Linked DNA regions of Mus musculus: region 2 is linked to region 1. The links are chromatin loops, found by intact Hi-C in ENCODE. Cell type or tissue: gastrocnemius. All regions are shown on one strand. Links, peaks and the distances in the headings refer to the core of each region. The heading gives the core; the rest is flanking DNA.

Region 1 (15,813 bases), core at 1-8,000:
TTCTATTATTTCCTTTAAAATATTCTATTGTTTTCTTTAACTGTCATATATTATATTGAAAGTCATTTTAAAAACTCTAGACTAAGTGCAGTGACTTACCCTACAGTGAAATAAAAGCAGTAACTTTTTCAATTGAGAATCTTTTGTGACTAATTTTTTCAATACAAATAAAGAAATATTCTTATATATCAATTGGTAAAATGATAAAGTGCTGAAATGATTTTGAATGGCTTTCAACTCATTTTTATTTCTATAAATAATTATATCAAATAATTGGGCAAAAGGATGAAATTCAAGCACAAATAAATATTCCCAATGACAGCTAACTAGGATATATGTTTGTGTGTGCATGCACACATATATGTATATAAATACACATACATAGCTATCTATGTATACAGAAATCATTCAATGCAAATACATTTATTCAAATGTTTGGACATAATGGTACCATTAGGAACTACACCTTTGTGTTCATTTAACAAAATGCAAAAATGATTTGATATAATGAAATGAAAAAAAAATCTAGAAATGAAACATAAATGTGGTCTAACCCCATCATGTAAAAGGTAAAGCCCCAAAGCAGATTTGTTCAAGAGCTAATAGCACTAGGTGGTGGCATTATGAGGTTCTTACAAACTACTGTGTGTTCTCAGGTTCCCCACAAGAACTCCTGTTACTCAGCGGAAACTAAGTGTGACATGCACACATCAGAACTCGGGGACTTCGCTCCTTATGCTAGCTATTTAGGAACTGAAAACACAGGATTTTATTCCTGTACCAAGTTTTTTTTTTTTTGTCTAGTTTTTTAAGACAAGGTTTCTCTGTGTAGCCCTGGCTGTCCTGGAACTCACTCTGTAGACCAGGCTAGCCTCAAACTCAGAAATCCACCTGCCGATGCCTCCCAAGTGCTGGGATTAAAGGCGTGCACCACCACTGCCTGGCCCTGTACCAGGTTTTAATTAGACAAAAGAACTGAAATATTTCTTATAGGTTCTTAAAGATTAGATGTGCTGGTTTTTAAAGATGAAAGAGCTAAAGAGACGGCCTGGTTTTTACTTTAGAAAATCACCTGAATATCCACAACCCCCTGAGTCAGTCTTGTTTCCTCTTAACAACGGACAAGGGCATCACTATACTGATGTTGATGCTGATGCTGATGCTGATGGTGATGCTGATGGTGATGTGGACATGGGGAGGGGAGTGAGTCCAGCCAGGCACCTGCCTTATTCTTGGCTCTGGGGGAGCAGCTAGATTTGTGTGTACCAGGAAATGCAAGAATGTTTTGATCACTGCAGTTCTAATAAAAAAGTTTAACCCGGGCTGGAGAGATGGCTCAGTGGTTAAGAGCACTGACTGCTTTTCTAGAGGTCCTGAGTTCAATTCCCAGCAACCACATTGTAGCTCACAACCATCTGTAATAGGATCTGATGCCCTCTTCTGGTGTGTCTGAAGACAGCTACTGTGTACCCATATGCATTAAATGAATGAATGAATGAATGAATACATCTTAAAAAAAAAGTTTAACCCAAAATTAACCCTGGAAAAATGCTATTAAAAAAATAAATGATTCCTGTGAAATGCACAATGGGAGTTATCTAAGAGAAGACGGCAGCCATTTCTGAGCGATACTAAATACACTGGATGTCCACATACAGAATAGCTTCCGGCCATACGCTACACTACATTCAAGGTAAAGGCTCATTAGGTTCAATATGAAATCTAAACCTAAATCTGGCATGGAGGTGTGTGCCTGTAATTCCAGTACTTGGGAGGTGGAGGCAGGAGGATTGCAAGTTAGAGGCTGGCCTGAGCTACCTAGTAAAATCTTGTTTGAATAGCAATAGGGGCTGGAGGTGGCTCGGTAACTAAAGATGCCTGCTGCCAAGGCTCACGGTCTCAGTGTGATCCCCATGACAGCAGAAGGAAAAGCAAGGCGTCCTCTGACCGCCACACATGGGCTGTGGCATGTGCACACGGGTGTGCATGCACGCACGTAAACAAAAACTCAACAATAATGAAGACAACAAAACTCCCCAACCAAACCAAACCCCAAGCTAAACCAACTCCGGGAGAAGATCTGCGGAAAACTCCTTGCAATTTTAGGTTAGACAGAGATTTCTTAGCTATGTCGCCGAAAGCCCAACCTGTAATTGCCAAATTGGAAAACTGCGCTATCAGAACTATATACGCGTGCTCTCTGCAGGCACCCTCAAGAGCATGCGCAGACAAGCCGCAATCTGGGAGGAAATATTTGCAACGGAGATCTAATAAAAGACATGTCTGAGCTGTGTAAGAAACTCTAAAAATTCAATAAGGATCACTTGAGAGAACTGATCTAATATAGGGAACAGATACAGCAAAGTAGCACACGAGAGGCCGCCCAGAGTCACTAGTCACTGAAGGATGAAAAATACAACTCGAGATTTTAGCTGACATCTATTAAACTGGCTAAAATAAAAAAGGATGTATATTAAGTATCAACGAGGAACTGGAAAGCGACTGGTGGGGCGTAAAATGGTGGATACCTCTTCTGTGGAGAGTTTGGGGGGTCTCTTAAGAAGTACAGGGACTGGAGAGATGGCTCAGTGGTTAAAAACATTTGCTGTTCTCCCAGAGGATCTGGGTTCTAGTCCCAGTAACCACATGACAACTCACAATTTTTGGTAACTTCAATTCTAAGTGATATAATGCCCCCTTCTGGCCTCAGTGGGCATTGCATGCACATGGTATGTAGATACACTGTTAAGACCTGAGGTTAACCTATAAGGCCACCCACCCCAGGACCAGGTAACTTCCTGGAATGCTGGGAGTTGAAGTTCTCTGAAAATAACTACGCTCTAAGGGAAAATATGGTGGCTGTATGGGTTTCTCCTTATAAGCCCCTGCAACATGTGTCTTAGGGCCACTCAGCTGGGAACTCCAGGGGACAGTCCTGACCAAAGCCCATCCCAGTCAGTATTTAATTAAAGCTTGCTTCAAATTCGGCTCAAAATGGTGGGACTGGTTTTTCTCCTGCAAATCTCAGGATTAACAAACCACGAAAGAAAAACATCCATACGCACAAAACAAAACAACAACAAACACCCACAGAGTCCAAACTCACACAAAGATGTGTATGTTCACAGCCAACATATGTCTATGGTAACCAAAACCTAAAACCAAGTCAAACGTCCACCAAGAAGGAAACGAAGAAACAGATTACAGCCTATAGATATGAGAGAACTGGTTGACTGATAGGCGCTAATTGGGACAGATGAAGACATGGCAAAGAGTCACGCTGAGGTAAAAGAGCCAGCCCAAGCCAACCACAACACAAAATGTACCCACACTGCTGTGTATGATTGTTCTAGATAGGTCTACATAACAGACTCACCGGACAGCAATGGCTCACTGACTCTTAGGGAGAAAAGAAGTGAAAGAGGGGTTAAAGCCTTTGGGGGTGGCAGACAGTTCACTGACTATGATGGAATCACAGATATAGATATATCGGACTATATAATTTAAATGTGAACAGATAACAGTTGGTCTAGTTATACTTAATAGAGTTGTTAAAAATTAATCATTATGGGTACGCCAAGCTTTTCAGATGGAGAACCTGACATCAAGTCTCCCTCTTGTGAGGCTAAAATTTACCCCCTTCCCCAATCACTGGCCCAGACAGTGAGATAGGAAATCACAGTACTCAAGACATCAAAAGGCTGCCCCCTGTTGGCCAGGCACAGGCCCTGCGGACTCCTCCTGCCTGCCTGGAAGAGGCACTGGGACCTCCTGGCCTCGGGTGGCTCTGTGGCTCCTCTACCAACCCCACCTCCACCAGGACGGCCTGTTCTGTAATTACCTCCTCTTCCTCATCCTCTGACTGCTGGAGCTTCAGCCGGAGGCTCTCAGCAAACTCCTCATCTGTCCAGTAGAAGAGGACCTCTGCGCCCTCGGTGGCCACCAACACGCACTTCATCTTCCAGGGAAAAGCGAGGGCAAAGGTCACATCCGTGAGTTCAGCCTGGGTAAGGAGATGGGCTTCAAAACAATGGACACTCACGGAACCCTCGTCTGCATGCCTGCCATCACCCAGTCCTTCTGGGGTTCCTGTCTTTGGTTCCCCCAATGAAGTAGTGACATGGGGGGTGGGGGCAGGGCTGGAGAGGGGGAGGGGGAAGAAATGTACAAAGAGGTGCATGTGGCAGTTCAGTTCGCTCCTCTCATTCTGCTCTTCAAGTGGGTGCTGCCCACCTCTCCACCCTCCATCCTCCAGGAGAGGAGCATGGTTTACCTTGGCAAAGCACACAGCAGGGCTTCTGAGGAGCTAGATACTCTGACCAGGTCAGCAGACAACAGCAGCACAGCATCCTTGGGCCTGCAAATGCTTAAGGCAGAAAAGGCATGAAGGCATTCAGAGGGTCTGGTTTCCACTGCCGCCTGTTCCTGAGAGTGGACAACCTGGACACGGGCTGAGAAGTCACAGGTTCCCCCATTTTAAGGACCACAAGCTAGAAGGTGTCCTTTATGTGGAGCAAGCGTTGATGACACATTAGCTCCTACCTCCTCTGCAACTGGACAGTTTATATTTGGGTCACTCATTCACACACAGGTGGGGTCAGCAATCCCACCCTGAGCAGCCCCAGGGAGCGGTGAGCAGGGATGGGTTACTACACAACCCATCGCAAGCTGGCAGGAGGTCCCAGTGAAAAGCTGCATTCGGGTTTGGTTCTGGTTGGGCTTTCCTAAGGTCCCATTCAACTCAGAGATTCAAACTCCTCTTGGGAGGCCAGGGAACAGAGCGCTGTTGCACCTTCCTACCGGGTTACGGGGTTCCTACCAGCCAGGTCGCAACCTCAGCCCAGTAGGCTCATCTTAAGGACAAGAACGGTGGGTAGGTGTTATTCTTATTTCCCGGCTTCAAATAACAAGAGAAATAAGCTGCCTCTGGAATCCTCCCATTTTGATAACAGGCAAGAAGAATCTAAGGCGGAGGAGGAAGGTTTGATCCTGGGGATTTTGAAAGCAATGAAACTCTGAGCCTGGCTGCACCATTCTCGGGCTTGCCTTGATGGTAACTTCCGGTAAGCACCCGCATACTTTTCGGTGGGTATCTGGTTTTACGGTTGCGGCTAACCTCATTTTCTGATCTTTGTTCTCTTTATATTTTGCTCTAAAAGGAGGAAACTTTGAAGAGAAGGGCGATTCTGAGAAAAATCCCCTGCACCCACTTTTACCACCCGGGTCACAGTTCTCTCATTGTCCCTAGCAAACTGTCCCCGTGGCCTCTGTCCCGCCTAACACAGCTCAGTTGGGGGGTGGGTGCGAGGGGTGGGGACTATAGCCTGTGATGCTCCAGCAGGAGCAGCTGGCCTAGGAGGGAGTCTCTCCCTGCGCCGCTTAGCACCGCCTCACTGCGTGGCTCCGCCCAATAGCTGCTTAGCACTCTTTCAACGACACCCAGAAATTCTGACGTACCCTCCCCCTCTCCTCCCGGGGACGAAGGCCTGGCTTGTGACGCCCGCTCCAAAAGGCATGAGACTGATGCGGGTTTCCCCGGGTGCCCGGGCCTCTCCAAACTGGGAGAGCTTGCCGGAGGTGCCCACCGAGGGGCGACCCAGGACTGCGCTTGGTCACCCACGATGCCCACGTACCGGATCCGCGGCTCGCACCGCCCAGCGTGTAGCCAGCCTGCGGCGCGCTTCCGGGTAGGACACGTGACTCAGCCACATGACCGGGGCCTGCTTTGTGGGTTCGAGCCCCGCCCCGTCAGGCATTGCTCACCCTTCAGGCTACTGTGCTTGCTGGTCACCCGCCGCTAGGGAGCCGTGCCACGTTCACCCTGGCATAAGTAGGTATCTCACTGCCTTTAGAGGCACCAGCTGAGCCGGTGACATTTCTAGAGTCTCTTTTGCTTGATTTAGCTAAAGGGATTCCCCACAGATTTACAGAAGGGGCAACTGAGAACCCCGAGGGAACCCCCTTGCTGAAGAAGGAACAAATGGAACCAGAACCCAGGTTTCCTTGCACCTTCACCTGGCCCTTCCCAGCCTTTCGTTTTCTTGCCGAATCTAGTTGTAGGTGAAAGGTACCCTTTTTGTGGGTGCTTTCCCTTACTTACCTCCAGGGGGCGGAACCCGTGTGTCTTAGTCAGGGTTTCTATTCCTGCACAAACATCATGACCAAGAAGCAGTTTGGGGAGGAAAGGGTTTATTCGGCTTACACTTCCATACTGTTGTTCATCACCAAAGGAAGTCAGGACTGGAACTCGAGCAGGTCAGGAAGCAGGAGCTGATGCAGAAGCCATGGAGGGATGTTCTTTACTGGCTTGCTCAGCCTGCTCTCTTATAGAACCCAAGACCACCAGCCCAGAGATGGTCCCACCCACAAGGGGCTTTTCCCCCTTGATCACTAATTGAGGAAATGCCTTACAGCTGGATCTCATGGAGGCATTTCCTCAACTGAAGCTCCTTTCTCTGTGATAACCCCAGCTGTGTCGAGTTGACACAAAACCAGCCAGTACACCATGCAGAAGAGCCCAGCTACCTTTGGGCTCCTTGATTTACAAAGGTTCCCAGTCTGACTGAGGGCTGCATACACATTAGGGCTTTTGTCTTGAACCTGCGAGTGATTGCATACTATCAAGATTTTTATGTGTATTTGGAGGGGCAGAAAGAGTGAAGAAGGCCAATGGAGTCCACAGAAGAGGTTGGGCGCCTACCACAGGTCCTCATTGGGTACCTTGGTGCTTCTGAGAAACTTTGTGTACGACCCAGCATGAGCACTCCGCACCCACTAGGCAGAGGCCAAGAGCCAGTGCTGCGGCCACTCTAGCTACCTAAGGTACAATTAAACAACATCGCAAACGCCTGCGCCTGCGCCTTCGCCACCACCCTGCTCAGCCAGGCTCCACAGTACAGCCACAAGCATCAGTCTCCTGGAGTCCTGAATCTGCCGACACTATCCTGACTTCGGTCGGTCATTTCCCCCTTGTTTCAAACAGTTTGTAAGCCTGAATAACTGTTACCCGTGAACAATTTATAACTAATCTAGTCCATGTTACCTGATGCTAGTGACTTGTGTCTTGCAGATGACTAAAGAATGGCGCCGATCATCTCTTCATGTGGTTTTTCTCTTCATTTGTGTAGCTTTAAAATTTTTTTTGCTTTCAAATAAACATTTATTCATATCTTCTACCCCTTTTATTATTATTATTATTAATCTATTTTTAGCCATTGACTTATTATTGGATTGTAAGATTTCTTTATGTTGTAGATATGTTTTAAGTTAGATATATATTAAAAATACCATTATTTGATCTGTCTCTGTGTGTGTGTGTGTGTGTGTGTGTGTGTGTATGTTTAAGTGTGGCCCATGAGTACATGAGGAGTTTACTACTTTTTGGTCAGGCTAGCTGCCAGCAAACTCTAGAGTTACCTCCTGTCCCGGCCCAGTCATGAACACCTAACCTAAAGTCCTCATTTTATAGATGAGGACTCTGAGGGACGGAGAGTCTGGACAATTTCTCTTCTGAAGTGATCAAAATGGGTCTGGTAGTGCTGCCGTGGCCTGTGGATGTGGCTTAGCTTCTGCACCTTCAGTGGCCCAACTGCCCACCTTGCAGTTTGCTCTGTAACTCATTCCTCTGAACGGAAACTTTCTCTTTTGGTGGGAGGAGGAGCCTCTGAGGCTCGGGCTCACGAGAAAAGCCTTGGAGACTCAGTAGATTATAGGATTCTCGTGGTCCCTCCCCACGGTCATGAAAGCTAGGGAGAGGAGACTCTGGTGGAGCCAGGGAGGCAGCTTTCATGACTTGTCCTCTATGCTGGGTTGGGTATTGTGTGGTGCAGCTGCTCTTGAGTAGCCCGTGCTCCTGGAAGTCACCTCAGTGAATGTGTTCAGTCATTAAGCTAGACCTTGAGGGAGTCATTTTTTTTTTTTCTGGTCTATCGTTGATGCCCTGTCTTGGCGGAGTAGACTTTGCACACATCCTTCCAGGAATGTGGGAAGCCACATGTGCTGTTGCAGAGTGGCGCTGGCTACTGCTGGCCACCACGCATAAGTTTGGACAAACAACCAATGTGTACATACGCAGTAAAGCTTTTTGTCAAGTCACTGCCTGGCGCGGGCATGTTAATGAGTTACTGAGAATATAACCAATCAGATGTGAGACATGCAAATGAGGTATGTTAATGAGGTTCTGTGAGGTACTGAGAGAGAGTAGTCAATCAGATGAGGAACATACAAATGAGGCATAGTGCATAACCAATCTGGGTGTGAGACACGCCTCTCCTAGGCCTATATAAGCAGCACCAGTTCTGGGCTCAGGGTCTCTTCGCCTCTGCAATCAAGCTCTCCCAATAAACGTGTGCAGAAGGATCCTGTTGCAGCGTCGTTCTTGATGGTTGAGTCGGGCACACGCAAGACAGGAAAAGTCACACACTATCTGGGTTTTCAAATTGTTCTTCACATGTCCAGTAGAGGACGCAGTATCTAGTACTATTAATGTTCACTAGTTCACTAGGAATGGACTAATTCAGGTTGTTCTTTGATTAAAATGAGCCAAGAACTTGATTGTCAGGACTTGAGGAGTGGGGCAGGTGAAGGAGAAAGCTCGGGTAGGGCACTGTGTAACAGGCTCTGTAGACTTTGGAATCACCATAGAAACCGTAATCATCATCCAATAGCAAACCCGTGATGGGGTCTCATGCCATCCATTGCTTCCCAGGTGTAGTGGCTATTCCTGGTTGTCAACTTGACAATATTTGGAATGAACTACAATCCGGAATTGGAAGGCTCACCAGTGACCCTTATCTGGAGGCTTGGAGATCCTTATCTGGATCTTGGTTTGAAGATCTTGAGCCATAGTGGCTATGGATTCCAGAAGATTGAATCTCCGAGTTTAAGGAACACACCTTTAATCTGGGCTACGCCTTTCATCTGGGATTAAAGGTGTGGTGGAACACACCTTTAATCTGGGCTACACCTTCTGCTGGAGACAATATAAGGACATTGGAAGAAGGAAGTCTAGCTCTTGCTCTTGCTCCTTCGCCTGCTTGCTGCGTGAGACTGAGTAACTGCTAGATCCTTGGACTTCCATTCACAGCTGCGACTGAATCATTGTTGGGAATTGGGCTGCCGACTGTAAGTCATCAATAAATTCCTTTACTATCTAGAGACTATCCATAAGTTCTGTGACTCTAGAGAACCCTGACTAATACACCAGGCAAGGGCTTCATTTTCTAGAGCCCAGTTCTAGATGGGTCTGTGGACCGAGTGGAAGGGATTTTATTGGGGTGCAGGCCAGGGCCCTCACTATTCTCACTTGATCCCACATGCTCTCTCTCCTTTGTTAGTCAGCCCCTCTGGTACCCATAGCAGCCCTGAAAGAAGGTGCTGAGGAAGGCAGTGGATCCCCGTCAGTCTAGACAGGAGTGACTTGTGTGGGACACAGCCTTTGCCCCTTTCACATCCCCACCGACTGATATGTAATATAATATGTAATATTAATATATAATATGTAATATTAATAACCCCAGCTTCCGTAACCAAGATGCCCAGGATATCTAACTTGAATTATGAGAGACAATTTCTACTTCAGTTGTCTGAGGCAAGGCTTGTTGAGAGCAGGAAGACAGCGTCATGAAATCAAAGGACCTGGTGTGTGTTAGGTGTGTGTTAGGTGTGTGTTAGGTGTGTGTTAGGTGTGTGTTAGGTGTGTGTTAGGTGTGTGTTAGTGTTCAAGTCTCAGTGCTCAGACTTAGGTCCAGGAGTGGTGTGGAAAACTGTTGCCTCCCCCCCCCCCCCCCAACAAAACACCCTGACCACGGAAAGTTAAAGTAGTCATATTTTATTTCTTACAAAACATTACCTTAAAGTAAAGAACTACCTCATGGACTCGAACTCCCTGCAATCGCCAGGTTTGCAAAAGCCTCAGTCTCCTGTGTGTTCTGGATGCCTTTAACGCCTGTTAGAATCCCTGTAGACACAGCCTTCCCTGAAAGGTCTCCTGTACTCATCTCACTGGCTGCCAGATGAATAAAGTCAAGGCTTCTTTCTATTTCTTCTGAAATGATAATTTATTACATAACATTTACAAGTTGGACCTAGGGTGTTTTCCTGAATAATAATTAGAAGAGTAACGTTCCTGACTTGGGTTGTCAGAAGGACTCCTTTCCTGCAGCAGGCTAGCGGGGGGCCATGGTAGGAATTAATGAGCCAGTCAAATGGAAACTTCTCAGCTCCTCCCAAATGCTCCCAGCTCTCACAGGGGCTGCTCTGGAGTTTTGCATGTGGTATCACCCCTGGGGTGCTGCTATCCCCTTTACAGTTCAGTGTGGGCAGATGAAGAGACTTCCATACCTGGGTGGGGGAGGGAGGGAGGGACATGGTGCCTACAGAAGTGCTGGCTGGCTCTGCCATTTACCTCCAAATGATGCAGAACATATCAACCATCACCATCAAAGGTGGGGGTTGGGGGGCTGGAGATAAGTGGGAATGGCTCTTAGCCTGTCCTACAGAGAAACCCAGAGAAGCAGACCAGGAAGGTCACTGCGTGTCATGGTGAGCCTGGACTGCAGAGGCTTGTCTTCCTCACTGCTGCCTCACTTCCATCTTCCTCACTTCCATCAGAGCTGCTCCTGGGCTGCTTTAAACCTGAGGTCAACACTCTCCTGGCAGGTCAGGCAAGCGGGTGAGACATGGGATGGGCACAGGGGTTGAGAAAGCTATTGGTGGGCAACAGAGCTGAGGAAATGGGGTGGGGGGAGGCTGTTGTCTCCCTCCTCCTGGTGACAGTGGAGTCTAACTACTGATGAGAAGGAGGACATCCCCACAAAGAGATGGCGGTCCTTCACTCTAAAAGTTCCAGCTGCTTGGGCCTTATACTAGGATAGCTCATCTTGGCATTGCCTCTGTCTGGGATACTTCTCAGTCTCTTCTTTTCAGGGGCTGGAGGCTGAGAAATGAGCACAGACAATTCTAAAATTGAACCCGTACTCTGTCTCAGAAGAGCAGATTTCCTTGGGCTCCCTCTTGGGGACAGTGGCTGACAGAAGGGAGGAGCCACCAGCAGGGTGCAGTAGTGCTGGGACTGCAGGGAGAGCTCTTCCTTCCTGGCCTTCTTGGGCACATCACTATCATGCTGGGTAGCTCTGCTTGCACCTCAAAACAGTGAAGTCTTTCTGTTGCTTCTGCTATGACCATTATGGGAATCTACCTGGTTTGCCTTTCCTTCTGCAAAAATTAAGCGTTGACCTTTTGTTTTTGGAAGAGAAGGCACTCTGCATGGATTTGCAAGGCGCAGCCTCAGAGTCCTTTGTGCATGCTGGACACCCATGTGGAGCACACTGGAAGATGCTGGTCTGGCCCAGAATATGCTGGCTGCAGATGCTCAGGGGTTAACACCCCAGCACCCCAGCGTTCACCCTTGGTGCTGGAAGTGGGTGGAGGACCTTCAGGCAGAATTATCTTTATCCTACATGAGAGTACAGGGCTTTGAGCCCACGCCCTCTGGGGGCTTACAGGATTCCCCGGGAAGGGCAGAACTACAGAAGGAGCCCAGGAGAGAGAAGACTGCAGGAGGAATCCTGGTTTTGGGAGCCCCAGGTCTTTAGTCTCACAGTTGCTTGAGTCTGATATTTTCAAGCCTTTCTCCAGCCAGAGATAATGCTAATATCCCACAGAGGCAGCTTTCCGAAGCGCATTAGAAAAATGGGGACTTTCTCTCCCAATAACAAAGAGAATTTATTCTGAGGCTTTGTGATAAGAAATGAGAAAGAAAATCATTCCTAGAGGCAAGGGGAGCGGAAAAGCAGCTCAACAAAAGGCACAGACTTCTCATTACGAGTGATTACTCTTTCAGTGCGCATATCCACAAGCCCATTCTTTGGTTTAAAATGAAGGGCTCTTAAGTCTCTCATGATCTCTGCTGTATCTGGCTTGATGAAGGAAAACTGACCCAGAGAGGCCGCTGGGGGAGGACTGCTTTACTCTCCCCAGCTGCCTCGCTGTTTACTGCAGACTGTCTTTGGGTAGAGTCCCCAGAAAGAGCAGCATCACTGTTCCTCCCACCTCTCTCCCAGGGCATCAAGACAGAAGCCCCGTGACAAAGTTGCTGCACAGTTGTGATGTTCCGGTGAGTGTCTCGGTGCCCTCTGAGAAATGCAAGCAGGTCTTCCTGGAGATAGTTGTGAAGACAGAGCTGCGGGGCTCTGAAGACAAATCTCATTGCTTCCCTCCTCCCCCTTTGTTAGCTCAAAAACAAACAGAACTTCCACCTCTTGGGTGCAGCATTTAATTCACAGAAAAAAGACAAAGGCGGCAAAAAATGACCTACATTCTGGGAGGCTTAGTGAAGAATTAACGCCTATTTACAGAAAATGTGTTTGGGTGGGGCTCTGGAAGTCTTGGCTATACCGAACAAGCAGTCCACCAGGTGAGGGGCAAGTCGGTGACAGGAAAAGCCGCTGTGCTTGGTGACTAAGTAGGTTCTGGATGATTCTTCAAACCAACCCATTTCACTGTGTGATGCTGGGCAGCCTAGCGACCGTCCCATGCCTCACAAGTGCTTGGGATAACAACAGTAACTTTATTATGCGGCTTCTATATATGTAAAGCAAACTAGCCTGGGGCCTGGCATTAAGGGCCTCTGATCACCTTGCTGTTATCAGCGGCCCTGCAGCTGCCCCCAGACAAGTACTTAGAAGAGATTCTGATACATGTTCAAGGAAAAAAAAAAACAAAAAAAACCCAAAAAACAAATAACAAAAAAACCCAAAAAACAACAACCCATCTGTCTCCTTTCCCATCCTCCCACATTCTTCCTGACTTTGGTCCACCTGTTTGTCTTTTCTCTTCCTTCTTCCCTCCTTCCCTTCCTCCCTCCCCTCCGACCTCCAGTGCTATGCTGGGCTTCCATGGAAGGTGCCTGAGAAGGGAAGCTCCCTGGGAGCCTCTCTGGGTGAGCAGTCTCATGGGCCACCCTTCCAGATGCTGCTGGGTCCAGCCTGTCTTCAGTCCTCTGCCCTTGCATGCCCTAGTGTATCTGCTGTGTGATGCTCATTCTGTACTGAAAATAAGCACCCCAAAGTCCAATCCCACTGTCTTCCTTATAGGGAGAATCAGATGGGTGGCTCCCCTCTACCAAATCCCCAGCTCTCCAAGCTGAAAGTCTTGGGCACCTTGCGGTCTAACCTTCCTCTTGTCTCTCACTTTGCAAACAGGACTAAGCCCTTATTCTTCAGGCATCTTAGGCACACCTCTGCTGCTCCCCCAGGCCTGTCTATTCACACCAAAACAGTGTCCCTGACTTATCTGGTACCCAGGAGAGTCAAGGGTCCTCTTTCTCCTTGAAGGCAGCATCATTCACGTTGTTTTTTTCCTGAGGTCAGCCATGTCCACAGAAAGTCCGTGTGACTGCAACTTGCTTCCAAAGACTCCCATACCCTGTTGCCAAATAAAGGTCCCAGGCGTGGGCTTTAAGTCCCTCTCCTGCCTGCCCAACTCAGAAGCCCTCCACATAGCATTCATCTGTTTTGCTATCAGACCAGTTTCCCATCCTTCCTTAATAGAGCCAACAGAAGACTTTGCACCATGCGTAAGCACACCCACCTGGGGTAGGGTGGAACTGGTCACCTTCAAGCTTTCTCCCTAAAATGCACTAAGACTCGGCTACTTGGGAAGAGACAGAAAAGTTCGACTGTCTGCAGTGACTTCATTGATACTTTCTTCTTCTAAATGGTTTTTGGTCAACCAGACAACTAAGGCCTTCTTACTGTTTTGAGTCTTTGAAATCCTTTCAGTTTGAGGGCAAGGTCTAAATTGCTTTGTTGGATTGGTGTGTGTGTGTGTGTGTGTGTGTGTGTGTGCTCGCGCACACTTGGGTTTGATGTTTCCGTGTGCTTTTTCTTTGTACTACAACTCCCTCCCTCCCAGCAGCATAAAGAATGATGATTTCTTCTTGTGGAGCCTAATACATTGCTCTCCACTCAGTGAATATTGTTACCTGACCCCCATTCTGAGCTGGAGGGAATCTAGATCCCCAGAGGAATAGAACTTTAGAGTATGACTGTCATTCTACTTGCGAAGCACCCGTTCCCAGAGGACCAGCAGTGATGGATGCCACTGTCAGAAACCCAGATGCACGCACTCATACATCAGCCAGGAAATTATATAAACAGCTCACCCAGCAGGCCAGAGCTGACTCACCCATTAGCTCCCTATGGGAAGAGAGGTGTCAGGAAACCCGAGGCAGCAGCAGGAAACAGACAAAGGAGGAGTTACAAGAGGATTAGAGTTGCACCCCCATCTCTTCCTCCCCCATCCTCTGCTGATGGCAGCAGCCATAGGCTAGGGCCTGGGCTTTACAGTTAGTTACATTGCTGTGTGGTCAGGACCGCAGGCAGCTGGTTTGCAAACACTGCTCTGGAAGCTTGCTGTCAGCTGTCCATGCGTAAACAGACACACCAGAGGATGTCTACCTTTTCCTTACGGACAGATGCCACCTACCTAGACTAAGCTCACACTATGACGGTTAGACTCCCTTTGGAGAGTCTATGTTGCTCCCAGCAGCATGGGAGTAGAGGCTGGTTGCTAAAGAAGGTGTCTGAGGAATAAGGACGCTACGTGTGTGGAAGAGCAGAGAGCAGTCCAGCAGGCCCACCAGTAGCTCAGGAACAGAGGGTGACTTATCGATAACGGCAGGCCAAAGCATTGACATTCTTGACCACATAAAAGCCCATGGTGACTGGAGGGATGACCAATGTCCGGCCGGCCCGCAGCGGGCGGGGCTTCAGTTCTGGAAGGGTCCCGTCGTCCACCATCACTAAGGGCTGGCCATTGAGCTGCACTGACCTACAGCAGGGGAAAGAGGGGATTCATTATCATATACTTGCATGCTGAGGTAAGAGAACTGACACGCAACTTGTTTAGAATTATTCTGAAATGACAAAGACAAACCGATAGCTCCAATGTTTCAAGTTTAAGAATGAGTTTCATATTTGATACATAATAGATGTTTGCACTGTAGCAGTAACAAGAAAGCCGGTGGTGGCAATGTGGACACGTGTGACCTCACTCACATCTCCTGGTTCTTTTTATTCTTTCTGTGTAACTAGACATTTTCAGCTCATAGAAAGGGGACTGCATCCACAGCAAACTTTGAAAAGACAAATAGCTCATGTTAGACTGAAGGAAATGGCAGCCATCTTTGGCTTAAGGTACGGAATCCCACAGCTTCTCATCTCTTCCTGACACTGCTCGGGTATGTGGATCGGAAGAAAAATTCAAATCAGGTCGTCAGCTGGAAATACGGTTGCACATCACTGTCATATAACCAGCATCATGCAGTGCAAGCTATCTTTGGTCTTCGCTCAACCTCCATTGTGACACCTGAGATAGAGACCTCTGTTTGCTGTTCCTTCTGCATCATGAAGGACAGACAGGTTTAGAGAGAGATAATTGGACCCGTGCTTGATCAAGCAGAGGACTCCCAGAGATAAATGGGCTGTAAGCGGCATCCAATGAAGAGCGGGGCAGAAGAGCTGCAGGCCTGGAACCATGGGGGAAGACCTGGGCTGAGTCCAGCTCCATCAGAGCAGAGGGAGCGCCCACTCTCCACTTGGAGTGACGGAGGAGTGAGGGAGCAAGCAGCAGACTCCGGAGTGAACAGTCAGGTCCACCTCGGGATGGTGTGGGGAGGGAGAATGGACTGAAAGTCAGTATTGACTTCATCAAATATGGAAGACGCTCTTGATTCCAAATGCCAGGTGAACCTTTGCTTCCTCATGTGAAGACAGTCTGTCTACTGGAGGGGCAGCTGGGGAAGGGTCCAGA
Region 2 (15,813 bases), core at 2,891-10,890, 120 kb before region 1:
TTGCTTTTGATTGTGACTGTGCCCTGATATTTTCCCTCTTGAAGGAAGAAACTGTTTTAGTGGAGCCCACAGTTAAGAGACTTTTAATTGTAAAAAGACTTTGGATTTTAAAAGAGATGGATATTTTAAAGAGATTGAAATTTTAAGCATATGTAAAGACTGTGGGACTTTTAAAGTTATTTAGAATGGGGATGAATAAGATTGTAAGGGTTGAGGCTTACTAGTGATGTGTTTGTGTGTCAAGTTGACAAGGGGTCAATTGTACTGGCTAGCTTTGTGTCAACTTGACACAGCTGGAGTTATCACAGAGAAAGGAGCTTCAGTTGAGGAAATGCCTCCATGAGATCCAACTGTAAGGCATTTTCTCAATTAGTGATCAAGGGGGAAAGGCCCCTTGTGGGTGGGACCATCTCAGGGCTGGTAGTCTTAGTTCTATAAGAGAGCAGGCTGAGCAAGCCAGGTGAGGCAAGCCAGTAAAGAACATCCCTCCATGGCCTCTGCATCAGCTCCTGCTTCCTGACCTGCTTGAGTTCCAGTCCTGGCTTCCTTGGTGATGAACAGCAGTATGGAAGTGTAAGCCGAATAAACCCTTTCCTCCCCAACTTGTTTCTTGGTCCTGAGGTTTGTGCAGGAATAGAAACCCTGACTAAGACAACAAGGTAAAATAAACATGGACATCAGCTGAAGATGAGTTCTCCTTCTTCATGGCTTTACTTCAACAGCTGCATCCCCAGGAGCCTTCCCACCTACCTCCTGCCTCAGCTGGCCAGGCATGGTCGGTCCCTCTGCAAGCTGCAGCTTCTCCTGTCTTTCTGAGATGCTTCAGTCACGTCAGGGCAGGGCTCCTGTGTCCGTGGAATTTCTGAGCATGTCTGGACTCATCTAGATGTCCTTGCAAATGAAAGAAACTCCAACTGAATCTGCTTAACTAGTGAGGATGAAAAGGTGGCTCCAGCAGCTCAGGAGGTGAGAAGCATTCAAGGGCTGGGCAAGGAAATTCCCCCTTCCCTCCTCCTGTTCTCCCGTCCTCCCGCCCTCCCCTCCTTCCATCTTACCTTCCTCCCCTCCTCCCTTCTCCCCTATCATTCCCTTCTTGTCTCCCCCTTCTCCTCTTCTTCCCCCATCACCCCACATTCAGGCTCTTCTTGTTCTGTTGAAATGCTATTCTCTTTCTCTGAAGACTTTGCTGTGCATAGTGGCCTATGAGCACTGCCAGACCCAGGCTTCCTGCATCACTGGCTACTACCCATGAACTGTCCTCAGCTAGACTGTCTGGTGGCACTGTTTTGGTCACTCCAGACCTTTGACCAGCCCCTGTGAGTAGGAAGGGACCGACTAACAACCCCTTGGTTACTATCCTTTGTCTGAGGCACATGTAACACATATGTAGAAAGGAGAGAATGGGTTGCTAAAAGAGAGACACGGAAAAAGATGCTGGGAAGTTTGAAATGATAGAAGTTTACCAGGATCTTATAATTGCTTCTATTTAAAGTGTCTACACATAAACCACACCACTATTTATGATTCTATTATTGAGTCAAAGTGAGCGTATATGTGCATAGTGGTTTTAAAGATGAAGCAGGGCTACAAGGATGGCACAGCAGTTAAGAGCTTTTGTTGCTCTTGCAGAGGACCAGATTTTGGTTTTTAGCATCAAAATCAAGGCGATCACAACTGCCTTTAGCTCCAGCTCCAGGACTTCTGATGCCCTCTTCTGGACTCCTTGGTCATCTACCCTTGTTTGCACACACACACACACACACACACACACACACGTGTGCATGCACATGCACATGAACATTGGTGCATGCATATATACATGCATGCACAAGAGTATACACACACACACACACACAAATAAAACAAATCTTTTTTAAACGTAGGAAGCCCACCCAGTTCAGAGAGGTAAAGCGACTTGTCTCAGCCACTCAGTAAGTGGCTGGTTCAGAACTCAAATGGTTCAGAACCCGTCCCATTATCCCTGTTAAGAGATGATCCATTCCTAGATGTAAACTGATAACTTGATGTGTTATTCTGCTTTGGAACTGTATCAGTCAGGACAGCGTTGGTTAGGACACAGTGACAAACAGCTCTCAAATCTCGGTGGCTTAAAGCTATCGTTTCCTTTCTTGCTCTATGAACATGGCCATTACAGGTCAGCAAGAAAGCTGTGCTCACCGCAGCAGCTCACAGAGATGAGTGGATGGCATAGCTATCATTTCAAGTGTTGCCAACCACTGTCTATCCTAGTCAGGGTTTCTATTGCTATGGTGTAACACCATAATCAAAAGCAAGTTGGGGAGGAGAGGGCTCATTTGGCTTACACTTCCACCTCAGAGTCCATCACTGAAGAAAGCCAGGATAGGAACTCAAGCAGGACAGGCACCTGGAGGGAGGAGCTGATGCAGAGGTTATAGAGGAGTGCTGCCCACCAACTTGCTCATCTTGGCTTGCTCAGACTGCTTTCTTATAGGACCCAGGGTCACCAGCCCAGAGATGGCACAACTCACAATGGTCCAGGTCCTCCCCCATCAATCACTAATTAAGACATGCCCTACAGTCAGATGTTATAGAGGCATCCTCTCTATTGAGCATTCATCCTTTCAAATGACTCTAGCTTGTGGCAAATTGACACACAACTAGCCAGAGCACTGTCAGAGTTACAATAGGAACTATCAAGAGTCTAGGAACTTTCACTGGCAACTTTTAGGCCAGGTTGGCTACTGAGCCTCAGCTAAGCAGGGGGCCCCAAAGAATGTAAATATGCCCTGGGACCTATAATGATTAAAGCCAGGAAGCTTTAAAGAAATGCTAATGAATTAAAAATAATTTTGTATATAAAGTGTTTTTAATACAATAATTTTATTTTATATCAGAGTGTTATTAAAAAGTATATTATAAAGTTTATTTTCATCCTTTCTTATATTTATAATGTATGAAGAGGAATTTGGGCATTTTCCTCATTAAGTGTATGATAAATGTTGTTTACTTTACTCTAAGTTAATTATGAAAAGAGGTGATTTGTTGACAAATCTAATTTGATATGTTTTATTTGAGGAACAAAAGTATTTTAAAATGCAGATTGTAATTATAAGTTACAGCATTAAAAAAAAAAAACGAACTCTGCTTCCAAAACCTGATTTAAAGCTATTGAAAGTTTTGTGTTCTGAAAAATTACCTCATCTTTTTTTAAAATGTAAAGCATTTTCTTCTATTGAATGTTGAGATTAAAAGAAACGCTTGAAACTGCCATTTGCCGGCACGGCTTAAAAACATTAGGGGCTAGCTCATCTTTATCCCTAATAAACAACAACAAAAAAGCTAAATTGGCTCTAATTGCCTCTGTATTTTCCCTTTTTAGCACTGGGTTATGGAGTGCTGGGGAAAAATCTAGAATTATTCTGTGTTTTATGTTCCTCGTGAACCTGATATTGTATCCGGCGCCAGTGTTCCTTATGTTTCTTGTCTTAAGCCAATGGTCCATAGTAGATGTAAATTAAACTGAGTATGACTAAGTGCAGGAAGACTTTAACACTGCATGCTGGTGAAATCCACGGGTGTTTCTCCTTCAGCTGAGCCGTGAGCCAGTGGGCAAGAGACCAAGGAGTCTCACTGCCAGCTTGACCAGGTCTTCCACACAACCGTGGGCAAGTATGTAGGGATGCCAGCTGCACACTCCTGTACCTGCATGTCTTTTTGTCTGAAGCGGTAACCTCTTCGCTCCTGACTTCAAAAGAGATGGAAACCATTGTCATGGCCTTGAAGCATGGGGCCCCTTGCAGAGTGCAAGCACACTGTGGGGAAATGTCCCCAGTAGCCCACCAGAGCCTGGTACACATTTGAGATATGATTATCTTTGTGGGTTGCAGCTTCCTGTCTCCAGCCTAGGGTATTTTATAAACACTTGACTGTGTGCTGGCAGGGCATAATCTTATTTGCATAATATTGGAGGGGTAAAAAGCTAAATAATTTTCAAAAGGAGGAAAAACCAATCAGCCCTTTTTGAGTATATTCTGCTTCCTGGGTTAGTCAATTGCATTTCCCAGGCTTAGGTTATGTCTATACAACCCAGGGTTGGGGTGTGAGGGGGTGGGGGAGCTCTGATGGTCAGAAGGACCAGGCAGCTGGAAAGGAAGGCAGACGTCCCTTAGCCAGCATGTGAACTCCCAGGCCCTCCCTGCCACAAGGAGCAGAGATAATGAAGATGGAACAAGTTCAGGGAAGGGCGACCGAAGCCATGCAGGAGACATGACTTACGGGAGAGAGTTTAATTGGTTTAGCCTAAAAAGCCCATTACGCTCTCTAGTGGACATGAAAAGGCTATAAATATCTGCAAGGTGACAACAAGGGAGAGAGGCTGAGATCCATCTGGCTGGGCAGGACCTTTGAGACTGACTCAGAGGGATCAAAGACTCCGCTAAGGGTTGAAGCCCACTTCAGGGCTTTTGTGAAGTCAAATCCCTCTGTCCTGAAAATACACTCACCAGCTCTGTCATAGAGAATGGACCCACAGGGTAGCATCTAGCTGAAGTGAAGGACCTGGCTCAGACTCTTCTTGCCCCCCGCCCCCAGAAGCTTAGCCAACTTGCTAACCATCCATCTTTGTCAAGGCTTAGCTAGAAATCTCCATGGGGTGGAGGCAGGTCCCTGGGGTCTCAATCAGTTCTAATACCCACCTCCCCAGCCCCCCTGTGAAGAGTGGCCATGTTCAAGATGGAGTTGGATAGAGAAACACACACATAACAAGGTGGTGGGCAGCCTCCCACCACGGGGTCATGGGACAGATAGGATTTTGAAGGACCTGCCCAGTCACGCCTCAGAAGAGCTGGACTCACTAAATCCTCAGCTGAAGCTGGCGGACAGCTGCAGCCTTCAGGGCAGGAGCTGGAGACAGGGTGGAGGACCCCATGTGCATGTGCAGTCAGAGAAAGCTGGACAGTGTGGGATTCATCTCCACCAGCGAACAAGCAGGTCTTTGTGATGCAGCGGCAGAAGACAGAATAGGAGTCGAAGCTTCCGGGCTGGGTGGCCTCTGGTATTCCTCAAGATGGAGACTGTGGGAGTGGGAAAACTGGTCCAGGAGACAGTTGCTGCTCTTGTTTTCTTGTATTTGTTCCACTGGGGTAGGGCTGCCCAACCCCACTGTCTAGAAAGGAGACTAAGCCCAGCACTGAGCACTTGGGCTTAAAAGCAGCTCAGTGAGGCCATTTTACAGATGGAGCAGATGCTTCTAGAGGTAAACTGTCTGCTTTGAGGACTTCTCCTCTTGCAGAAGCTGAGTCTCAGAAGGGTACCACATGGTTCTCAGACTGAGGGGCTGACCTGTAACTGAGCAGAGAATCTTACCCAGAGGGCCAAGGGGCAGCCCCTGGGGAGCCCATTGCTTCTCTAAAGATGTATTCAAAAGGTGCGTGGGCATTTTTAATTGGTTCTTGTCTCTCTACCATCCCAGCTCTCTGTTGGGAGGGTGAGCCAGGGCCAATTGCATCCATGAAGAAGATGAGGAAAGGGCTGAGGGTTATGGGGATGCCACTCACAAGAAGCTAGTGGTCCCCAGGTTACACCAGGTCATAAACACAGCATCCATTGACCATGGTGAGAAAATCTCAGCTGTGTCTCAACTGTGCTAGGGTCTGAAAAGTTTGAAGGGGGAGTCCTCTAGCACTTTGGGTCTGTCCTTGAGTGTATGAGTGTGTGTGTGTGTGTGTGTGTGTGTGTGTGTGTGTGTGTGTACCCGTGACACACCTCTCTTGGTCTCCAGACTTGCTTCATCCTGGGGATGTAGCTTGCTTTGATTTCTTAAGGTCGAGCTGGGGCTGTGGGAGTTCCTAGTAGGGCTGCCTGTACCTGGAGTCCATTCTTATTTGGGTGGGGTAAGGATTCTCAAGTGACTTGGGAAAGTGATGGACAGGAAACAGATGGGCAGAGAGCTGTTGGGCAGCAGCAGCAGAGAGGCCCAGGAAGCCCCGTGTATCTGGGCAGGTATCACTGGTGCTTTGGGGACACATTACTGCCTCTCTCCTTTTGTATGTTCACCACTGAACCCAGATTTGCCCACCAGTCAGTGAACTAAATCTCACGCTTTCAGGAGGTGGATCAGCTGGGAGTCCCATGAACAGGTCAGTTCTTTTGGGATCTGTCCATCAGTGTGGTATTCCATCCTCTTCCTCTCTTCCCTCCCCTTCTCACCTCTCAGCCCAGCCCTTGGCAAGCTGCTTCAGCTGGCCCATTACCAGCACTCTCCTGCCCTCTTATGGCCACCCTGGAATCAGCCTCTGATCAGAGCCTTTCCCCAGGCCTGAAGGTGCAGCAGCCTAGGGAAGTGGGCTTGGTCCTGAACTTGGTGTGTCTAGGGCCCTGGGAGAGAGACAGAAGGCTTGATTCTACCCTGAGCCAGGGGGCTCCTTCCCCAGAGACCACCTAGTTGGCCACCCTTGGATTCTCTCTCCATTCGGGAACAAAGACAGTCCCTCAAACCAGTCCCCTGCTCAGAAACTCAGCTCTTTTTTTCCTTCTCAAACATTGTTTAACCTTTTGCTCCCTTCTTCATGCTCTGTTTCAGCTTCTGGGCTCCGGTCCCCATATCTCTGCTCCATTTCTCTGAAGGGCTGGCCCAGAGGGAGCACTCTTTCTAATCATGGATCCACCCACATCTCATGGATGCCAGAAACATGGCAGGCGGTTTTAAAGTCATCTCAAGTCCCATTGCCCACCTCTAGACTCCTCAGCAGCAGTCATGGTACTGCCAGAATTCTGTCTTTGGCTTTCTTGTATGGGGGTTTAGTCCTATTCTGCAGCGGTGGCATCTTTGAGCTGATGCAGTAACTGCGCATCACTCATTAGATGCGTTGGAGGTTCTCAGCCGGTATATGGCCGTCCAAATGCCGTTTCACAACAACTCTGTGTTTGCCTCTCTCACAGCTTCATTGATCATCATTTCTCCGGGACAGCGGGTATGTTGGGAAAGAATTTACATGAAACACCATTTTGTACTTTAAACACAGGAGGTGCACATAGTTAGGTGCCCCCCTCTGAGAATGGTTTGGGGTGCACAGACTTTCTGTCCCCTTTCTTATCTTTGAAGGGGGGTTTCCTGGGCATCTTTATCTTCCTGACCACAATCCCTCATTTTCTGGAAGAGCATATTAGCTCTGTTCTCTGAGTTGGGGCAGAAATAGGGCCCTACCATGTCTAGGACTGGATCAATTTCTGTATGCAGTAGGCCCTCACAGGTAAAACTGAATGAGTAAGTTGCTGTGTAGGGGAGATGAAGTGGACCTAGACTGGAAGGGCTAATTTCAGAATTACCCAGCACATGGGGCAATTTGGGGTCCTGACCAGCTCCTGCTCTGGAATACTCTGGAGGCTTAGGAAGCAGTTGTCCTGGGCAGGTGTTTGTTATAAGCACAGGGATGGAGAGGCACCGTTGCCACCGTCCAGGACTCAGGATGGGCCTGACTCTGTCTCTGCCTCTGTCCACTGTCGCTTTGCTAGAGGAGCACATCTCTGAGGAAATGACCATGGGAGTCTCCCAGTGGAGGCTTCCCTAGAGCTGTGCTCCCAGCCATGCTCCCCGCTGTGTGTCTGACACACAGATATGAAGAAAGCCATGTAGTGCCTGAAGAGCCCTACACTGGCAATCTGGGCTCCACTTCCCATCCCAGCTCCGCAGTTTCTGAGCTGTACGACTTTGAAGAGATCACTCCTTGTCTCTGACCGACTCTTTTCTGGTGACAAAATGAAGATGCCTGAAATTCACTCCACCAGGACCAGACACAGAGCACAGGGTCAGCCAGTATTGACCAGAAAGTCTAAATGGTTCCTCCTCTCCTTCCATGACAATTTCCTGGCTCACCTTCATTTCAAAATAGTAACTTGACCTTGAAAGCTGCTCTCTTTTCTTTCTCTGCCTCTCTTGGTCACTCTTTCTTTCCAAGTGAGGTCTCTGGGTCTTAGCATCCATCCTTCATTACAAAGTGAGGCTGTTACACAACTCACAGGGCTGTGTGAAGACAGGAATGATGTATAGCACCTGGTGTCAGGCTCACACACAGAGCACGCTCAATGGAGGCCATTTCGGTTCAAAGGAGAGGGACCGTACCCTGGTCATAGGACTGGACTAGAAATGAGCCGAATCTCCAGGTAGGTGGTCACGTTCTAGCTATCCCTTGAGGGATGCTAAGACTGAATGAGCAGAATTAGAGAAAAACTTTATTATGTAGAGTGACCAAGGCCCTGTGGGGTTGCTGTGAGAGCTTACCTGGTGCCTGGCATCTAACTGGTAGACTTCTTATCTAAATCTCCCAGGTTTTCTTGGCCAGCATGTACCCCTTTCACATGATCTGTTGGTGACATACACCCTCCATTTTGTGTGTAGTGGCTCTTTGTGCCTGCTTCATGTCATGCAATAGGAGAGGACCACTGGCCAATCCTCAACAAGGCAGGCAGTGTATCAGGATCCAGAGAGGCTCCAGGATCTGTCCCATAACCTCTCTTACTGATCACCTCCCGGGGCCTGGGAATGATGGATGTAGGGCCCAAGGTCACACACTCCTTGCCAGAATCATGCTGCCCACAGTGCAAGAAGGGCCTGCTAGGTGCTCCTAGGTCCCTGTCAGCTCTTGTTCAGGTTTGTGTCTCCCTCTGGGTGGGGTGCATAGAAGAGACACACAAGTGAACTACTATTCAAACTGAGGCACTTCGGAGAGCAAAATGAGTTGTGTTTCTAAATACATGGGGCAACCGGTTTGAGCAAGCCAGATTGGTTCCCTGTATTCTAAGTCGTGGCTGAAGACTGCAGATCTGGGGCAGGGCTCAGCTGCGGGCTCTTGCAGACCCTTCCCAAGCCCTCCCTCCCTTTGCCTTTTGTGCTCCCAGGTTGAGCACAGCTGTAGGAGCAACAGCAACTCCACACAGAAAGCAGTGCTTCATTCACTCTGCCCGTCACAGGCAGTCAAGCTGCAGACTCTGAAAATATGAGCCCCTCCCACAAGGAGTCAACGTGACATATCAGATGTTCAGGCACATCCCTGGGCTTCTGCCAAGAAATGACACTGTCAGCTCTCTCTGAATGGCAGGCTGGTAAGTGATCTGTAGAGCTCTGCCACCTTCTGCAGTTCCCTTGCTCTGTCTGACATTCTCAAGAATGTCTCATTTCACAGACAAGGAAACTGAGGCCCAAATCCCACATCTATCAGGTGGCTGATACAGGTCTTCTTCATCGGATTCCTCCAGCATCCACCCGTTTTTGCCAGCCAGAGCCTTGGTCTGCAGTCAGAGCCTCGTGCTGAGACCAGAGCGGGACTTAGGTATGAGGACTGGGAGTTATTTGCTGAAACCTCAGGGTAAGTAAGAGACACGCTGTGGTTTTGACTCAGTGCAAACACCTTAAGGAGAGGCCTCTCTACACTGGGCCAGCACTGTAGGAGATGCTTACCTCCAGCCAATGGAGCCAATGTTCTGGAATCTTCCTTGGCGTTCACAATGATAGGTTGGTAAAGCTTTCTAGTTTCTTTTATTTTCTACATTCTCCAGGCTTTTAGGTTCAACTTGTCTCTGTTACTTGCCCAGTGTTTCAGAAGCGTAACAATGTATCAAGGAAAGGGATTGATGCTGAGGAAGCCCCTACTGTGTGTCTAACAAGCCCCTACTGTGTGTCTAACACGCTCCCTCCTTAAATCCTCCATGTGAGCCTAGCAGATAACAGAATCCAGGATCCAGAGGAGGCACAGAGTCTGGGATGTGTCCAGGGCCACACATCCAGGAAGGAGAACCAAGGTCTTGGGCTGAGTGTGACTGGTGGCTTTTCTCTGACCTGTTAGTATGAAGATCACAGGGAACATTTCTCAGGAGCCAGCAACACGGCTCAGCATGGGTGCTTTCTGTGCAAGGCTGGCTGGCTACCTTGGATCCCTGCAACCCAGATAAAGGTAATAGGAGAAAAGGCAGACTCTCCCAGCTGCCCCGAGGCCTCCACATGTGTGCTATGGGAGTGCATCCCTGTGCCCACGTCAATAATAAATGAAACAAAGCAAAACAAAAATGAAGCCAGTGACAGCTTGGGCTGGAATTTAAGCCACAATTAATTGAGCCAAAGGTAGAAACTGTCCCTAGACATGAGGGACCCTTGGGGACATTAAAATGTGCTTCTTGAATGTCAAGGATAAAGTTCTTCTAAGCTGCCGACAAATATCCATGAAAGGAATTTTAGCATTAAATAAAGTTCGACGAGTTTTTATCGATACCTTCTTAGAGCCATGTATGTGTGGGGTGGGGAAGGCCAGTAGGTAGTCCTGGCAACCTCACACTACTGAGGTAGAAGTTGTCAAGCATAACTGAGAGGCAGGGCTTCCAGAAACTTCTCTTAGAGCTCACTGACATTATTTTTAAAGGTTCTAAGAAGAATACTGGCTCAACTTTTTTCAGTCCAGACTTTTCTGAATTTTGCAATGGTCCCTCCTCTACTGCCCTCTTGCCCCTGGGGAATGTTTGCAAACATCTTTGGAATAGTCTAGGGGAGCCCCATCGGCCTGCAGGCAGCTCCACGGTGGGGGCCTGGGCTGTCAAAGCCGAAGGACACGCCCCTTTCTTTGTTCAACAGACCATGGGGCTCTGCTGCGAGGACTACAGAAGCTTCTCTTTGCTCTCTTGGTCAGAAAAGATGTTAGCTCCAGCTAGGATCTAGCTTAAAACGGGTGTCCTTCCAAATTGGGGGATTACTCAAACCTCTCAGCCTTTGAGCTAGAGGGATCCCTCGGGTCAGCAAACAAGTGTTCAGGCACGTGAGTGCCGCGTGGCTTTCGGAACACATGCAGGAGCGGGTTCCAGCAGGAGACTGATGCAGCCTGAATTGTAATCAGAGGAACACACTGGAAAACAACAGATTCGGGCCCTTTGCCTCTGGGCCGGCTTGGCAGCGTGGTGCACAGGACTCTGCTTGCCTCTGTGCTGAGCTCACCCTGCCAAGAGCCAGACTTTGTCCGAACATCCATGTGCGGGCTGAAGAGGGGAATCTGTTGACAGGACCCAGCTTCCAAGCCTGGACCTCGTGGCCATAGCTCTTCTCCAAAGTGACACGTAGCCAGGGCTGTTTACCCAGCAGAGTCAGTGCTTGGAGGCCACTTAGCTTGCCAGTGCTGTGGTAAGACGGAAATGCCTACATGGGCGTGGTGACATTTGTTTCTAGGTTGGAAAATAGCCTGGCAGTGTTCTTTGATGTCCCATGGTCCTGGACTGGCTTCAGGCCTGTCACCAGGCTTTCTGAGCCACCAGCTCTTCTGTGAGACATGCCCCCCCCCCCCCTGAGCTTAGCCTTCAGATTGGGTCATCAAGAATCTGTGGGAATCTCTGCATACCTTACCAAGTAGTCACTGTTTCTAGTCTGTCCTGAGTCACATGCATTTAAATGTCCCAGTAACGCCATGAGGGGGGAGTCCAAGGGTGCTCCTCATGTTATGTTGGGAAACTGAGCCCCAGAGAGGTGGAACTGGCTTCCAGGATTTCTGGGGTGGAGCTGGCATCTCTGCTTAGGTCTGATCTACAGAGGCCCGGCCCCAGTCACTTCATCTCTGCTTCAGAAATGGCCTCCCTCCGAGGGCCTGTTGGCGCGCTAGGGTCTCCCAGTTTCTCCTTAGGATCTTTTCTGCCAGGTGCTCCAGAGAAAGATGTGGGGAGGAGAAGTGGCCTTCTCTCTCTGGCTTGGAGGCCGCTGTCCCCTCGCTTGGGGTATCATAGAGTAGGGGCACAGAGGCTTGGAAAGGACAATTATCGAACTCACTTTGTCCTCCCAGAAGCTATGAGGGGAACAACCAAATATCTCATTTCATAGTTAGGAAACTGAGGTACAGAGAAGAATGTATGACGTTATATACTGACAAGCATCAGAGGTGAGGCCTAAACTCACAGTGGCTGGCTCTGGACATACCTGATGTACATTATGCTGTATTTTAGGTCTCAGAGGGCTGAAGATGGAAGATGTGGCCCTTTAATATGGTTCCTCGTGTTGTGGTGACCCCCCCCAACCATAAAATTATTTCTGTTGCTACTTCATAACTGTAATTTTACTACCGTGACGAATTGCAACGTAAATATCTATGTTTTCTGGTGGTCTTAGGTGACCCCCGTGAAACAGTCCATTGATCCTGAGGGGACTGAGACCCACAGGTTGAGAACCACCGCTGTAGAAGAAGCAATAAGCCCTCCCTACTCATACTATGGGAAGCCGAGTTCTATATCTACCTTTTCCTCTGCATCCAGGCCCAAGGGCAAGGTGTAAGAAGAGGAAATATTTAACTTTTTGTGTTACTCTGACCAAAAACCTGTCAAGAGGCAACCTAAGGGAGAAAGAAATTACTTTGGCTCACAGTTGTAAGGATACAGACCCAGTGCGGTGGGGAAGGCAGCTGGTCCCATTACACCACCCGCCAGGAAGCAGCTGACAGGAAGTGAGGGCAAGGCTATCAAAAATGTAAGGCTCACGGCAGCCCCTAATACTTCCTCTATCAAGACTCCACCTGAAGTGTTTCCACCATCTTCCAAAACAGCAGAGCTTGCAGGAAACCAGGTGTTCAAACACATGAGACTGTGGGGGAGATTCCACATTCAAACCACAAGGGGGAGTGTGCTGATGGGTGGTAGGGAAAAGGCACCCATTTATCTACTGGTTCCTTGGGCGCATTGCACCTGCAGTGTGTCTCACACTGTGATTGGCACAGAGGAATTTGGCTTTCATTGGACTGAACTTGAGTTTTTATCTCCATCGGAAGCCAGTTACGAAACTTCCGGGCGTCAGTGTCCTTCCCTCCCCAGGGAAGCTGGTGGCAGCACAGTTTCTGAGCTATAAGGAGGCCTCCGTGAAGTTAAAGACACTGGGGACTTAGAATAGTGCACGCCTGTGTAAGAGCTGAACAAGTGGTGGCTGTCAGTGCTATTATTACCTCTGTCCTTGGGAGCTCACTGTCTGGTGGGGCCCAGACATTAAAAGGAAGTAGATAATTTCCTGATGACTTGGGCCAGGAAGTGAGGCGGCATTGCTCAGAGCAGTGAGGTTAGAATTCCTGCCTCCTTGCTCTCTCTGAAGTGTCTTGAGGTCAGTCCTGCACTTCATCCTGAGGCTGAGGCCAGCTTCAAGTGCTCCTTCTGCACTGGCCCAGGGGGGTGCTGGTGCCCAGATTGGGTGTCTATGTCACTTTGCCTGTTCTCGTCTTCTAAACGTTTGGGGGCAAAGCTTCTGGGGTGGAGGGAGCAGCCAAGACAGCTTCACAGCTCAGCACAGACAGAAGCCCACCGGTGAGATGGGAAAGCCAAATGGCCAAAGAAATATATAGGAGCAAGTTTAATGGCGTGGTGACAAGCCACTCCGTAAAGCGATTGCACGCTGGCAGGTGATAAGCATTTTAGAAGCAATGAGACAGAAAAGGATTACTTGGGGCATGCTGGGGATCCTCCCTCCCAGCCTAGAATTCCTCCAGGGAGTTCTCAGCCAGCCGTGTAGATAGGGAGGGGGTCACTCCCCTGCGGCGGGCCCCAATTCTCAAGCATCTCCGACTTTATCGTAGGCTCCGGTGGCTTCAGCCACTCTCAACCTCAGTTAAACCCGTGCTTTTCTTACCTCCTCACTCTCGTTATAGAAAAACAAATGATTTGATTTTTAGCTCTAGACTGTCAACTTCGTACCTCAAAGTTCATCTCCGGGAGCTGTGTTTCCATGATATTTTTAATAACTGAAATATCATCCTGGAGCAAATCATGGCGTGTCAAGAAAGCCACCACCCTTCTGGGAAGAAGAGTGTGTTGGACGTGGGGGAGATGGGGCTAAAGCTGGAGGTGACTCAGGGCTGTTGGCTGTTGGGGATATTCTTGGGGTACTACTTATAGAGTCCAGTCAGGATCTGGACCCGGCAGCAATGCTGAGCTGAGACAATGGTGGGGAATCAGAGCGAGGAAGAGGAGGGCTAGAGCCGAGCTAGTTCCCTGCAGAGGGAGGCTGAGATCACTCGGGCGGTCTTGTCTTGCTGGGATAGTAGATTGAATGGTAGAATCCCAAAAGCTCTGTCCACACTGTAACCCCAGGAAACCATGAATGTGGCCCTATTTGAAAAGGGGGTCTCGAAGGTGTGATTGGGCTCCAAATCATTACGGTGGAGAGGAGAGAAGACCACAAGAGGAAGAGGAGCTTGGTGGGTTTTTGCTCTTGAAGCCAGGGAGTGCACAGAGCTGCAGGAAGCCAAGAGGAGGAAGGCTCGTCTCCCGTGGAGGAGGCTCACACGCACGATTGTGGTGTTTGGGACCTCTGGCCAGCAGAATGATGCGTGCATACATTTCTGTGGTTTTGAATCCCTGAGTTTGGGGGTGGCTTAGTATGGCAACCCTAGAAATCAAATGCAGACCCAAGTCTGAAAACCTGGGACCAGGCGCTGATCCCAGGAAGATGGCATAGCTCCTGAGTAGAGAGGTCTCTGGTGGCAGTGGGTCCAGAGTGGGCTGCTGTGGGACAGACAGAAGGACAAGAGTCCAGAGAGTTTCATCTCTGTCCTCGTGCAGCCAGAGCACAGGCCAAAGAGACTCCCCTGAGTGATTAGGTAAGCCCGGGCGTGGGTAGCCCTTCCCTTCAGCCCTTCCTCATCCTTCCGGTTATGATTTCGAGAACAGACTTTCACAGGTGACTTAAGGATGGATGGGAACACACAGCGGAGGGTCAGCAGCCAGCTCACACTGGAGCTGGGTACTTTAATCTATGTCCCCAGAAGATACAAGTTTTAGGGCTGCCTTGGTGACTCTGGAGGAACTTCCCAAGACCATGAGGCACTCTGAAAACAGAGAGCAGTGCCTGAAGCTGGAAGGGCTTTCTGAATCGCCAAGGTCTGGGTTCCTCCTCTCAGTCATCTCACCCCTGATCCATGCTTTCCCCTACGCGCTGGTACACACAGGCAGCCTTAGACTGCAACAGCCCAAACCGTCAAGCTGCAAAAGCGTGCTAAGCAGGCTCACTCGCAGCCAGGCTCTGCCGGCAGCTTCTCTTTCCTACGACATGTGTGTTTGTGGTCGTGATATTATATTGCACGCATTAACATAGTCATATTTTTTGCTAGTAAAATTCTTCCTGGCTCATATAATGGAATTAAATATATCAGTATTTCATGGTGTTCCGCAAAAAGCCCCATAACTTCCAGGTGCTCAGCCACATGGACAAGTTTGAGAACCACTGATCTATAATGAAGGGTGAGATCACTGAACACAGAAGCAAGCAGAATGTTTGAAAAAAAAAGCCCATTTGTCGTGAATCCATCCTCCTTGTAGGGTGTAACTGCGTGTGCATCTGATGAATGCAGGTTATTCGAATTTTTCAGAAAGTGTCTGGGAAGCTAGAAGGATGGCTCAGTTGATAAAGTGCCCATTGTGCAAACAGGAGAATCTGAATTTGGATGCCTAGCACCCACACAAAAAAGTCTAGTGAGGCCAGACTTCATCCCCTGGTGTGATGGTTTGCATATGCTTGGCCCAGGGAGTGGCACTATTAGGAGGTGTAGCCTTGTTGGAGTAGGTGTGTCATTGTGGGCGTGGGCTTTAAGACCCTCATCCATGCTGCCTGGAAGTTAGTCGTCTATCTGCTTTTGGAACAAGAGGTAGAACTCTCAACTCCTCCCCAAGTCTGCCTGGACACTGCCATTCTCCTGCCTGGGTGATAATGGACTGAACCTCTGACCTATAAGCCAGACCCAATTAAATGGTGTCCTTATAAGAGTTGCCTTGGTCATGGTGTCTGTTCACAGCATTAAAACCCTAACTAAGACAGAAGTTGGAGCCAAGGACTAT

The links. Hi-C counts contacts between places; a loop is a spot of excess contacts. Peaks named below come from ENCODE experiments on the same cell type or tissue, not always from the same donor. Only the 100,000 strongest peaks of a DNase experiment are listed, where the experiment ranks them.
Region 2: a loop joins it to region 1, with 3 times the contacts of the local background. A loop is called at or near these places in 6 of 42 quality-filtered maps.

What each region holds. Positions count from the first base shown.
Region 1 is chr19:42,774,281-42,790,093 of GRCm38, forward strand. Hps1 (HPS1, biogenesis of lysosomal organelles complex 3 subunit 1) reads right to left here and starts at 5,698. Exons shown (of 20, transcript NM_019424.3): 1 at 5,634-5,698; 2 at 4,274-4,366; 3 at 3,842-4,003. The coding sequence starts at 3,958. Gm16244 (a long non-coding RNA gene) reads left to right here and starts at 4,752. Exons shown (of 2, transcript XR_386720.3): 1 at 4,752-5,063; 2 at 5,160-7,294. It overlaps Hpse2 (heparanase 2), which reads right to left. Exons shown (of 12, transcript NM_001081257.2): 12 at 14,315-14,832. The coding sequence ends at 14,667. In gastrocnemius, for the core only: CTCF peaks have their summits at 2,698 (motif pointing left) and 3,713 (motif pointing left); DNase peaks (open chromatin) are centred at 2,701, 3,732, 5,454 and 5,672; H3K4me3 peaks cover 1,219 bases; H3K27ac peaks cover 1,517 bases.
Region 2 is chr19:42,648,991-42,664,803 of GRCm38, forward strand. No RefSeq gene overlaps it. Among named protein-coding and RNA genes, the nearest start is that of Gm25216, 43 kb to the right of the region's middle. In gastrocnemius, for the core only: CTCF peaks have their summits at 4,296 and 6,252 (motif pointing left); DNase peaks (open chromatin) are centred at 3,618, 4,803, 6,237 and 9,039; H3K27ac peaks cover 1,655 bases.